Regions from separate parts of the Mus musculus genome. Here all the other regions are linked to region 1. The links are chromatin loops, found by intact Hi-C in ENCODE. Cell type or tissue: heart. All regions are shown on one strand. Region 1 holds the start of Cdc26 (cell division cycle 26). Region 2 holds the start of Zfp37 (zinc finger protein 37). Region 3 holds the start of Slc31a2 (solute carrier family 31, member 2).

Region 1 (4,000 bases):
GTAGGACCTTCGCCTGCTCCCAGGCACCAGGCCCCTGTCACTAACTGCAGTCCCCCATAGATTTGTGGCCATCAGTCATGTAAGGGCAATGCCCCAAGCCCCCCACCCCCAACATAGATGAGGCATCACTAACATCTCAGACCAAGACAAGAGGAAAAGAAACGTGACCACCATAGGATCAAGCCAGATCTCCATTCTAATGAGTTGCCTAAAGGCCTGGAGGGCATAAGCAATAAGCTTTCCTTCCCAGACACTCCTCCCTGCAAAATGTATTTAACCTCAGGCCCACCCTGAGAAGTGGGGGCATGATTTTATACATCCACTTTCCTCTATGACAATAAATGCCTTACTACTATGGACTGCCTCTTTTCATCGGGATCCACCATGGGGAGCCATGGAGAAGGCCTTCGACTATAGAGCCACTGTCTAGTCCTGTAGAAGGCCTTTCTGCACTCCCAGCCACCACTGCCCACCAAGCCCAAGCCCAAGCCTGCAGTCAAGCCAAGGACTCTCCCCGTGTGACCAGCCATTGTTCCCCTTCCCCCCACCACACACAGCCAGCCAGCTGCTCCCCCACTCCATTCTCAGCTCTTCTGGGGCTCCCAGCGGGGCCTGGATGTTGGAAAGCCTGAGAACCGACCACCCCAGCCTCATCACAAGCAGGCAGACCCCCAAACCAGCTCCCACTGTTCCATGCCTCAGACTGCCCGCTTTCCCACCAGCAATGTCCTGGGGCTTCCCTATGGCCCAGCACCAGCCCTGAGCTGGCATGAGGTAAGTGCAGTCAAACTCCCTGTGTCCTGCCTCCCCAAGCTGCAGAGCAGACTCAAGACCCACAACCCTACACTAACTTTTCTTAAGTTCTAGACTCTACCATTATTGGGTTTTTTTTTTTCACTTTAGTAACTAAAAATTTTTGCCTCTTAAAAAAATTATTTAATTATGTATTGGGTGTTGGTGAAAGCACACAATTCACAAGCATCGGTCAGAGGACAACATCTGGGGTCAGTTCTCTCCTTCTACCATGTGGGGCATCACACTTAGCACAGGTTCCTTTACCCACTAAACCGTCCCACATTCGCATTCTTTGTATTATTTTAATACAGACACCTTGGGAAACTTGAAAAATTATTCCAGTTTTATAAAGTTGAAGCAAACAGTTTAGTTAATATCAGAAGCCGGGCAGTAGTGACACACACCTTTAATCCCAGCACTCTGAAGTCAGAGGCAGGAGGATGTCTGTAAGTTTGAGGTCAGCCTGGTCTACAGAACATGTTCCAGGACAGCCAGGGCTACACAGAGAAACCCTTCTTGAAAAACAAAAAATGTGGGCTGGAGAGATGGCTCAGCAGTTATGAGCACTGATTGCTCTTCCAGATATCCTGAGTTCAAATCCAGCAACCACATAGTGGCTCACAACCATCCGTAATGAGATCTGACACCCTCTTCTGGTGTGTCTGAAGACAGCTACAGTGTACTTACATATAATAAATAAATAAATCTTTGGGCTGGAGCAAGCAGGGAGAGCGGGGCCTGAGCAAAAAAAAGAAAAACAAAAAACAAAACAAAACAAAAAAAAAGCTAAATCAGCATTCTATAAAAGTTACACATAGGGGCTGGAGAGATGGCTCAGTGGTTAAGAGCATTGACTGCTCTTCCAGAGGTCCTGAGTTCAATTCCCAGCAACCACATGGTGGCTCACAACCATCCGTAACAAGATCTGGCGCCCTCTTCTGGAGTGTCTGAAGACAGCTAGTGTACTTACATATAATAAATAATTTAAAAAAAAAAAAAAAAACAAAGTTACACTTAGACCACTAAAATAAAAAGCTAAATGATAGTGATCTACATGAAAGTTTTGCTATAGTGTGCATTCATAGAAATTATTATTGCGTGCATCCAGAACGAAACAAAACACTACAATGTATAGGAAACATTTACACTTCTCTCAGGAGGCTTAGCACAGCAAGGGGTGATCTAATCAAAACACTGGCCCGTGACATTTCAAAACTGCTTTATTCTATCAGATACTACTTTCTACCAGATCCTTACGTAGAGAAATGGAAGTCAGCTCCAAGGGGGAAAGGAAGAAACACTTAGAAAAACAACAACAACAACAATAATTCCCTACTTGCGAGGGAACTTTCTGAAAGCCTCACCACTAGAGAGCAATAATGAGTACGAGTTAAAAGCGCGGCTCGGCGGCTCGCGACCTGCCACGTTACTAATTCTACTACTACGGCTCCAGAACGACCTTTTCTCACCAGAATGTTTTTTGGTTTTTTTCGGGCTTGTACTCTTGTCCGTGACTGAGATGACTAAAACAGAATAAGCTCGTTGCGCGTAACTCGGCATTAGTAAGTCCTCGAAAAGGAAGTGCTCTTCTAATTGGAGTTGTTCGGGGCAGGGCCTTGAGTGTGGAAGTGAGTCTGTTCAGCTCGGCAAACGCGCATATTTTTGTAACCCCCACAACTTTCATGTAAGGATTTTTTTTTTAAAAAAAACCTTATCTCTGATGGCCTAACATTCATTGGAGCTACTACTGCTGATATGCTCTTTATCTGGAGCCTTCATGGACCCTTTATTTCAAAGAACACAGACAAAGAATAGGCTGTAGACAAGTAAACCCACAACAAACTAGGCCGCAGCTCCTCCACCACATCTCTATTTTAGCCTTAGAAGGTCTTAGAGTTTAATATCTTCTTGAAGCCCAAACTGATTACGTAGCCACCGAGTTACGAGGGGCCCCCGAAGGACTTCCGTCGTGGACAACAGTCCTCTTTCCCAGCTCCAAGGCTGCAGAAGTCTAGGGAGAGATTTCCATGGCAACACAGGCCTCAGCTTCGAAATGGCGGAAGGCCTCCCGAAGGATAACAGAGACCCTCGTTTTGTTCCAGATTATGGTTGCGATCCGCAAACCTACCTCTTTTCAGGCCTCTGCAGTTCCCCAGAACCTCAACTCCCACCATGACTCCATTGCTGCGCAGCCCAAACTACACCTCCCAGGCTGCTCTGCGCCTCTCTTCCCATGCTCCTCTTCTCCCGCGAGGTTGTGTAGCTCTGTAAGGCCACGCCCCTCGACTCCAGCCGACCTTTGGCAACTACCATTCCCAAGATACTTCGCACGTAGTACGTTTCTGATACGTTTCCGGCCAGTGACGCACTTCCACTTTGCTAGGCGCGCGGTTCCCGGTCTGAAAAGTAGAACGCGGATTTGGCTAGGGCCTCGCGTCTCCGCCGCCCGGCATGGCCTCCTCACGAGCCTCCTCCACGGTACGGAGCTCTGGATCTAAGCTCAGGCCTGCCCTAGAGAGGCCGGGGGTTCCCGTGGGAAAGGGCCGTTACCTTACGGGTCTGGGCCGAGGAGGAGGAAAGCTGAGGGACCCTAGTGTGGACCTTAGTAGCCTTTTCCTGATGTCTTCGTGTGCTGCAGCTCTCTTTGCACTGCTCTTACTTAAGTCCTGAGCAGAGACCACTCTTTCTGGCTGCTCCAAAACACGGTGCTTTGGAATCGGGTTGTGTCCTGACTTAAGCTGTCCGACTCGTACTTACTATGATGAGGCTTCCCAACTTGTAATCGGCTCTGAAAGTATTTGAAATGTGTATTCCAGTCACATCGTGACTTGGTGCACCTAGAGCCACCCTGATTGTTTAGGTTGTTTTTAGTGTCTGCCCAGCAGTGAGAAGTTATTTTCGTAAAACCGGAGATTGCTTTTCCAGTCGATTAAAGTAACGGGCCCCAAAACAACCAAGACACTTCAGGCAGAAATTGATTGGTCGTATTTGTGTGCCAAACTTAACAAGAGCCTTAACTCGCACAAAGTCAGTTTCGACTTTCTCCTCTAGTTTTGAGAGGAAAGAAGATGAAAGTGCAGCGTTAGCTTCATTCTTTTGGGAAGCATGGTTTGCTGGAACTAAACCTTAGTCCGGGTCTTTGATTTAACAGACAACCAAAACCAAAGCGCCTGACGATTTAGTTGCTCCCGTTGTGAAGAAACCA
Region 2 (4,000 bases), 200 kb before region 1:
CATCTAACATAGCCAATATGATCTTACATGATCTAGAAGCTTCTACCACTGATATCCTATTTTTCTACTTCCTCTGTGCGTGTTCCAGCCACAATTTTTTTTCTTTTACTATAACAGGAAGCTAATGTCTATCTTAAGGCTTTAGCAATTGACATTCTTCTTTGAATATTTTTGGATCTCTGCATTAACCACAGCCTATCATTGTGTTCAAATCAACTGCCATTTCTTTAAAGATTATTTTTAAATTTTATTTACATTTCTGTTTTGTTTTGTTTTGTTTAAAGATTGATTTATTTTATGTATATGAGTACACTGTTGCTCTCTTCAGACACACCAGAAGACGGCATCAGATCCCATTACAGATAGTTGTGAGCTACCATGTGGTTGCTGGGAATTGAACTCAGGACCTCTGGAAGAGCAGTCAGTGCTCTTAACCAGCCCCTGCTTTAAAGATTAACTTGAGAAACAAACACTTCCAAGCTTTACTCTCTACCACATCATCCTCTGTTACTTTCTTCATAGCAGTTACCTTTGCCTGGAATTATCTTACTTACACGGATATTTACATTTTATTGTCTCTTTTCTGTTTCTCAAATTTAAAAGGCAGACTCGGAGGTGGGGAAGGGGGAGGGGAGAGAGAGAGAAAGAGAGGAGAGAGAGAGAGGAGAGAGAGAGAGCGAAGTTGGGTGAAGAGATGTCTCAGTTGTTAAGAGCACTGGCTGCTCTTCCAGAGGACCTGGGTTCAATTCCCACCCACATGGCAGTCTGTAACCCCAGTTTCAAGGGATCCGACACCATCACACCAATGCACATACGATAAAATTAAATAAATTATTTTTAAAAAGAGACTGGCCCTATATGTTGCTACTTAAAATTCTCTGGCATAAAATAGGTGTTCATCTTATACTCTGTTTTACAATTTTCTAACCATTGACACTCAAATATCCCTCAGTCACTAACCTTCCTAAACCTCCTCTACATAGAAGTTCCCAATTACCATTCTTCACAGAACAGTCACTAACCTCCACTCAACTCCAGTGACCTTACAGAACCTTCTATCATAAAACCCTGAAAACTCACAAAGCCTTGGCCTCAGAGTCCTAGTCACAGAATCATAATAATTATTATTAATTCCTACCAAGAACCCCATCACTAAAGGGACAGTTAGGACTACTGATACCCTTTCTCCCTAGATGACAATCTGCCATCCAAATAGGCACTTCAATATAAGACTTCTTGTATTCCACCAACTGTCATCTGCTCATTAGCCTCCAGGTTCCCCCCTCACTGCCAGTCATAGCACACAAAACGAGGACTCTTAAAGACATTGCTTATTAGACTTCCAGAAATGCCACCATTACTGACCCCAAGGGCTCAAATTCTAATCCCCACATATTCCAAATGAACCAGTTCTCCAAATCTCAATACTGCCCCTCCCACAGTGCAGCCTGTAATCCCCAGTTACCTAAAACACCAGCTCCCAAGCAGTTCAAATTCTAATCCTTGTAGGGCTTCCCGTCTGTAATACATCACAAAGCCCTCATTTCAGATCTTGCTAGCTTTCCAGACCCAGACTCAGTCACTGTGACTATTACAGATGCCTCCCCGCTCCCAAGCATCACTTACCTAGACAGATCCGTCAAAATACTGATTTCCGAAAGTTACAGCAATCCCCAACTCCATATGCCCCCAATATCACGGGCACTTAATACTCCATATGCCCATAATACCCCAATACCTTGGTCCCTTAGAACACCGGCCTTCCCAAAAGACTATTCAACAACAACGCCACAGATTCTCAAATCTCGTCCACTAGGACTCCAGTCACCCTCCAATCACCGACAACCAAACCAACCCCAAGCCCTTACCGCCCTCACCGCATCGCTTTCCGCAGGCTCGGATGTAGCCATCTCCTCCGGACGCCTGGCTTTGTCCGCACTCCTCCGATCCAGCGCCTCTGGCTTTGTCAGGTCCTCGATGGAGTCAGAGGCCGATATGGCGGCCACCCCGGGCACCGCTTCAGAGGGTCCGGGGGCTTCGATGGCGGAGACCTGCGGAGATTGCTTGTGGGCGCGGCCATCTTGGCATGGACCCCGCCGTACAACGGAGGCGCGGGCGCCTCTGGGATCACTGTGCCGGCAGGGCTGGCGATTCGTGAGTCCTGGTTCCCGGAGCTGCGACGTGTCCCAGGCAGGAAGTGCTCAGAGGAGCTGCTGCGCGGGACACGCACCCCAGACCTAAATTCGGGAGGCGCGGGGAGGCCTCGCCTCGGGGGTTCTGTTACAGAATTCGGAATTACTTTTCCAAAGGGTTTTCCAGTTGCGGTTGCCGGGGAAACCCGGGAAGCAGGATGAGGAATCCAGAAAGAGAAAGAAACCAGAAAAGCTGGTCTAGACTAGTAACGTTGACTTACAGAGAGAAGACATTTATCGCTAAGACATAGCAAAAATTCTTTGGATTACTGTTATAATGGAGAGGGGAGGGAAGAGGCCGACAGCGAACACGGCACTCCTGGTGAGAGCCCAGCACTGGTGAAGACATTTCCTCAGAACTGCACAGCTGTTAAAATGACTTCTCAGTGCACTACTTAACAAGCTCATTGCGTTTACTCAACAGTTTTTATGTAGAATTTTTGATATGTAAATATGTACAATCCATGTGCAGGATGAAGAACAGGACTACACAACCTTCATCCCCCTCCTCAGTTTGGATTCGCAGTAGGGCAGAGATGGTGAGATTACTGCAAATGCGTGGTTTCTCATTGATTGACTCAACACCCCTATTGGAAAATGGATCCAGTGAGGAGACTGCCTGCAATCCCATTACGCAGGAAGCAGGGGCAGTGTTTTCAAGACTAGCCTTGTTATATAGAGTGAACTTGAGGTTAGCGTGAGCTATCCAAAGCACTTGTCTCAAAAGGGCAAAATAAAATAAGGGTTTTTATAGCTTTATTCAATGTACAGCGGGAGAAAGAACAGAACTGATTTGTGGGGGCCAGAGTATAAATATAAGAGTTAGTTCTCTCTTTATGGGGATCCAGGGACTTCACTCCGTTCTCCAGACTTACCTACCACAATGGTTGCTATTTACACTCCGAGCCTTCTCACAGGCACTAACATTTTAAGCTGTTGCTGTTTTTCCTGAAGTCCCCTTCTGAAAACAGAACCTAGGGCCTTGTGCTTACTAGGCAACTAACTACTCTGTACTGAGCTAAAGCCCAAAGCCCAAATTAAAAACAAACAAACCTGTTTTGCATGCCGCCCCCGCCCCCGCCCCCACCCCCACCCCGTCTGCTTGTCTCCCTTAGTTTCACCTCCAGTTCTTGAGCCTCTGGTAATGGGGTATCCACCAGAGAAGACTGCTCAGACATGGGTTCAAGCCAACAGAAAAGCTAGCCAGTGACTTCCCTGGGTGTTTGGGATCCCAGTGTAACACTGAGCCTTCCTCGGGATGTGCTTTTAAGTACAAAAAAACATGTTCTGGGTTGACATATTTCAGCTAACAAGAACAGTTAGCCAGAAACAGAACTGCAGAAGCAAAAAAGCAAGGAACTTAGAGTTTGTATACATAGCACCAGACCAACCTCCAACACTTTCTTTAACCTTTCTCACCTTCCTCCCCCCGCAACCCCCCCACCCTGCCTTCCCCCCTCCCCTCCAGGAGAGAAATGATAAATGAGGAGCGAGGGGTGAGGGGAAGAGAGATCCTCAAATCTAAACTTTGCTTTGTTTCTTCCCTGACCACTACCAATAGCAACCTGTAGGCAGCACCCTAAATCCACCGAAATACCAATAACTACCTACCCCACCTCTTGGGAATGAGGGCATTGTGTTTCTTGCTGTCTGATGGCAATGGCATCTTTGGATGAAAATTGGGATGTTGGCCAAGTCCTGGGAGAGTTGGTTGTTTCGTTTGCTGTCCAGGAAAGAGCATGCCTTACTGAGGCAGTCTGAGAGGCTAGACCACCTGCAGCCAGCTGCTTTGACTTCATTGGTTTGTT
Region 3 (4,000 bases), 120 kb before region 1:
GGTGGATTATGAGTAACCAGCTGCTCTTGAATACAGGATTAAAAGCTGTAACCATAATATCCACAAGGAAGCTAGAACTAAGTGTGAAGGTCATCAGATTGGGGCAAAGCCAACGAAAACCTTCGAATGAATGAGGCTAAGTTGCTAATCTTTCCATGGGTAATAAGGGGGAAGGGGCATGCATTGGCACAAGAGCCTACTCATGGCTGCTACTGTGGGAGGCATAAAGCAATAAAAAGTAGCCCCAAATTTCCAACTCCCTCCATTGCTTTTGGGTTCCAGAGGCTTCAAAAGGCCTAGCCCATTAGCCACTGAGGTTAGATAGATTTTTACCCTCCTGTGAGTCCTGCAGATATGTTTTCTCTGAGGCTGTACAACTCCCCTTAGCTTTGGCCAAACTCTGTGTGACCCTGAGCTTAACCTTTTGCAGGTGGCTCTCTCACAGGGTGGAAATATTTGCTGTTAATCATGACAATGGCTTCCATTTATCACACAAGGCTCCACTGCCAGGTTTAATGCTGAGAATTCAACCTGTGTTTTCATCTAAGTCTTTCAACACCTATGTGACATAGACTCTAGTATATATTTATTTTTAAATCTGATCAGGAAGCTGAGCCTTAGATGTATAAAGCTGTTTATCTGAGGCCTCATGGCTAATACTCCAGAACTCAGGATTTGAGCTGAGATGTCCGACTCCAGTCTCAGTGTCTCAGCTAACCCTTGGTCAGAGTTCTTTGAGGGGAACATATGGGCAGATTGGTTGGCAAAGGATTGCCAAGTGTGTTTAAGAACGTATATGAAAGATTCTTGATGTTAGGGAAAGAATTAATGTTAAAAGTTTGATATATATTCCTGATAAAATTAAATCAGTGAGATGAAAAGACAATACACACACACACACACCAAAAAAAAAAAAAAAAAAAAAAAAAAAAAAAAAAAAAGCAATGGAAATACTAACGAGAGAAAAAGTTTATCAACCTAGTAAGAAAACAAATACAGCCTAGTGCGTGTGAGGGAGAATGAGAAAAAAGCAGTCCGTAAGCCGAAAGCAGCCCTGGGGTGTAATGGAATCTGAGCCCCGACCTTGGACTTCGGGACTGTGAGAAACAAATGTCCATGGTTTATAAGCCCGCAGTCTATTATAGTTTGTTAATGTAGCCCAAATAAACTAAGATTTTTTAAATTACCTACAAGGAAGATGAAAACCTTGTGCAATATAGAAACGTAATCATTGTGAGAATGTACACAGAAAGAAAATTACAACTGTGCACTGCTGTGTGCTCATCAGATTGTAGAAGATAAAGTGGCGACAGGGAGCGTCTAGGGCGTAGTTGATTTAATGCACTCCTAATTTGTTGTTTTTGTGTTCCTGGGATGAACCTTTTAATTTTGCACTCAACATGTGTTAAGCTTAACGAGATATCTGATCAAAAAGTAATAAACATTTTCATGCTAATTGCCAAGGCAAGGTCAATTACAGGTTGCCTGGGCCGCTGGGGATTTCGGAGATGTCGCACAACTCAGGGGTTGTGCGCGTGGGTCCCCCGCGGTTGGCGTGGCCTGGGCCGTGAGGTGGCGCGCGAGTGAGGACCACAACTCCCAGGCGCCCGCGCGCCACCTCACCGGGCCACGTGACTCGCGTGGCCAGGGCGCGGTAGCAGCCGCAATCCTAGTCGAGTCCCAAGTAGAGTCCTGAGTAGAGTCCCGGGCTGAGTCCCGAGCAGCGAGCGGACAGACGCGACCCGGGCGGCCGTCTAGTGTGCTCACCATGCCGGTGAGTCTGCGCTGTGCAGCGGAGGGGACGAAGGTGGACGGGCTGGGCGGTACCCTGGAGATCCTCGCAGCTCTCGACCCCGGGGTGGGGTGGGGGGGAATGTGTCATCGCCGCTGTCACAGCAGGAGTAGGGCTGGGGAGCGCGGCAGGAAAAGCTAGCTGTGGCTCTGGAAGTTTGTCCCTCTCTGTTAGGTAGGAGTCAGTCACTACAGCCAGGCCAGCCCCAGCTGGGACGCTGCAGGTGGGTTGGAGAGCAAGGACAGCTGTCCGCGGTCCCTTCCCGGGCTCTAACCAGATTTAGGGCATTCCGGAAAGGTTTCCTCCAAGGGTGGTCCCGCAGGGTTCAGCCCCTGAGTACACTCCCCCCGCCCACCCCCACCCCCACCCCCACCCCCGGCTCGGCCTGTCCTGGGCAGGTTCCTGGAACTGTTTCTTTAACATGGACCCAGTTACTCCCCCACCTCCCAATCTTTCCTATGAATCCGAAAGTAGGGCTTTCAACAGACGTGTTTTCCTGGTGAGGTTCCTCTTAGACAGAGAATGACAGCTTGCAAGACTCTGCTCTCTGAGGAAATCCTCTGTTTCTTCATGTCACAAAGGTGTCTGAATGTACGACAGGAAGTCTAGCCAGGCTGTTTGGTGGAGAGGCGTCCCACCTCCTGCAGATCCATTAGTACAGGAAATGGATGGGAAACCCTTAACAAAGGTCTCCAGGCAGTCAGCAGCACCACACAGGCCTCCATCCTTTTCTGGTGTCTGGTTAAAAACGAAGGCACTTTTCTTTAAATTTAACCACAAATAAAAGGAAAACAAAAAACAAAAAAAAAATCAAGTCTTGAGAATGGTTCTTTTCTTGGCTACGGTCCCTCCTCTGTGAGGTGCCGCCCTGCATAAAGCCTCGATAAACTGCCATAGAGGCAGATTTATCTCCAGTGGGAACTCGATAGGGTTCTGCCCTTGCATACCTCACCGCAGAACCTGCCAACTGAAAGCTGCGGTCCCTTTTCCTAAGTCTGGGTGTGCTGATTTCAAATCCTTTTCTTTAGCCAAAATACAGAAGTGAGGAAGGGCAGGGGGAACAGGAGTTTTGAACTCGGTAGGAAGTGGAATGAATCATTCCTTATGAGTGAGGACACCCTGCAGTCTGTCCTGACAGCTGCCTCCTGTTCCTGCTTCCCAACTCTCCCAGGCAGCTGCCTCTCCTCCCACAGGTGGCATTGTCTCCAGGACATCACTGGGCCTCCCTGCTCCTCCCTGCTTCTGTCCCCTCCTGTCCCCTCCTGTTTCCATCTCCCTTGCTAAGTGGTTCAGATGCCCCCAGCCTTCTCTCCTTGGTCTCAGCCTGCACATTTCTAGCATAAGAAAAGGAGAGATTGCTTGAGAGAGGTGTCTAGGTTTTCCTGTAGATGCAAAGGGTGTTGGCTTTTTTGTTTTTGTTTTGTTTTGTTTTGTTTCTTCTGAGGTAGTTGGCCTGGGTCCAAAGAATGATAGAATAAAATGAGTTGTGGAAACTCCCAGTTGACCAGATGAGCTACCAAAGACATTCCATTCATGCATGCCAACTGCTTTACCAGCCAGACTGGGTGAAGGCGTGCTGAGCACAACCTCCACCTGGCAGAGATGGTGCGGGAGGTCTCTCCTGCAGGCCTATGAAGGCACCTGTGGTATACATGGAGTTATGCCTGTTTGCTTCACAATATTGTTCTTTTGTGAGCATTTTCCCCAGGCCATTAACTATTCATGTGGAATTCTAACGAGGAGCCTCAGGATGGTGGAACTCAAAATTATTTTCCTATTTGGTACTATTTTAGCTATTTATATCTGCCAAGTGCTGCTTTCATATTAGGAAGATAAAGTACTCACTCACTAGTCATCATGATTCTGAAGTGACTACTCGTATCTCCAGATAGAGGCTCTTACGTAATTTACAGGGCCAGTACCTACCTGTACCTAGTAGACAGGGGATGGGGTGATTCAGACCGCTTCTCTAGGCATGCCCCTACAGACACCTGCCCCAGAAATACCCAGAGTGCTTATGGCGCATGCTACCATTTGAAGCTAAGAATGTCAGCTGGAAAGTTGTAGGACTCTAAGTGCATGGGCCTACAAACAAAAGCTCAGTTAAGTACCTGGCAATAGCGAAGGTGGGATGGGAACTAAACATGGTGCAAGCCTGTGCAGGGCCTCGGAAGACAGAGGGCTGTGCGGTGGTGCTATTCAATCAGA

What was found. Hi-C counts contacts between places; a loop is a spot of excess contacts. Peaks named below come from ENCODE experiments on the same cell type or tissue, not always from the same donor. Only the 100,000 strongest peaks of a DNase experiment are listed, where the experiment ranks them.
Region 2: a loop joins it to region 1, with 3.0 times the contacts of the local background. A loop is called at or near these places in 5 of 42 quality-filtered maps.
Region 3: it touches region 1 in a loop (2.6-fold over the local background); 5 of 42 quality-filtered maps call a loop at or near these places.

Annotation. Positions count from the first base shown.
Region 1 is chr4:62,405,629-62,409,628 of GRCm38, forward strand. It overlaps Cdc26 (cell division cycle 26), which reads right to left and starts at 2,997. Exons shown (of 4, transcript NM_139291.4): 1 at 2,924-2,997. It overlaps Prpf4 (pre-mRNA processing factor 4), which reads left to right and starts at 3,155. Exons shown (of 14, transcript NM_027297.3): 1 at 3,155-3,273; 2 at 3,947-4,000. The coding sequence starts at 3,247. In heart, a CTCF peak has its summit at 2,194 (motif pointing right); DNase peaks (open chromatin) are centred at 603, 2,223 and 3,093; H3K4me3 peaks cover 2,217 bases; H3K27ac peaks cover 2,120 bases.
Region 2 is chr4:62,206,452-62,210,451 of GRCm38, forward strand. Zfp37 (zinc finger protein 37) reads right to left here and starts at 2,095. Exons shown (of 4, transcript NM_001290351.1): 1 at 1,878-2,095. The coding sequence starts at 1,910. It overlaps Gm30451 (a long non-coding RNA gene), which reads left to right and starts at 2,473. Exons shown (of 2, transcript XR_390634.1): 1 at 2,473-2,514; 2 at 2,665-2,951. In heart, a CTCF peak has its summit at 1,873; a DNase peak (open chromatin) is centred at 2,070; H3K4me3 peaks cover 2,368 bases; H3K27ac peaks cover 2,414 bases.
Region 3 is chr4:62,284,801-62,288,800 of GRCm38, forward strand. Slc31a2 (solute carrier family 31, member 2) reads left to right here and starts at 1,629. Exons shown (of 4, transcript NM_025286.3): 1 at 1,629-1,774. The coding sequence starts at 1,769. In heart, a CTCF peak has its summit at 1,526; DNase peaks (open chromatin) are centred at 1,731 and 2,331; H3K4me3 peaks cover 1,963 bases; H3K27ac peaks cover 1,608 bases.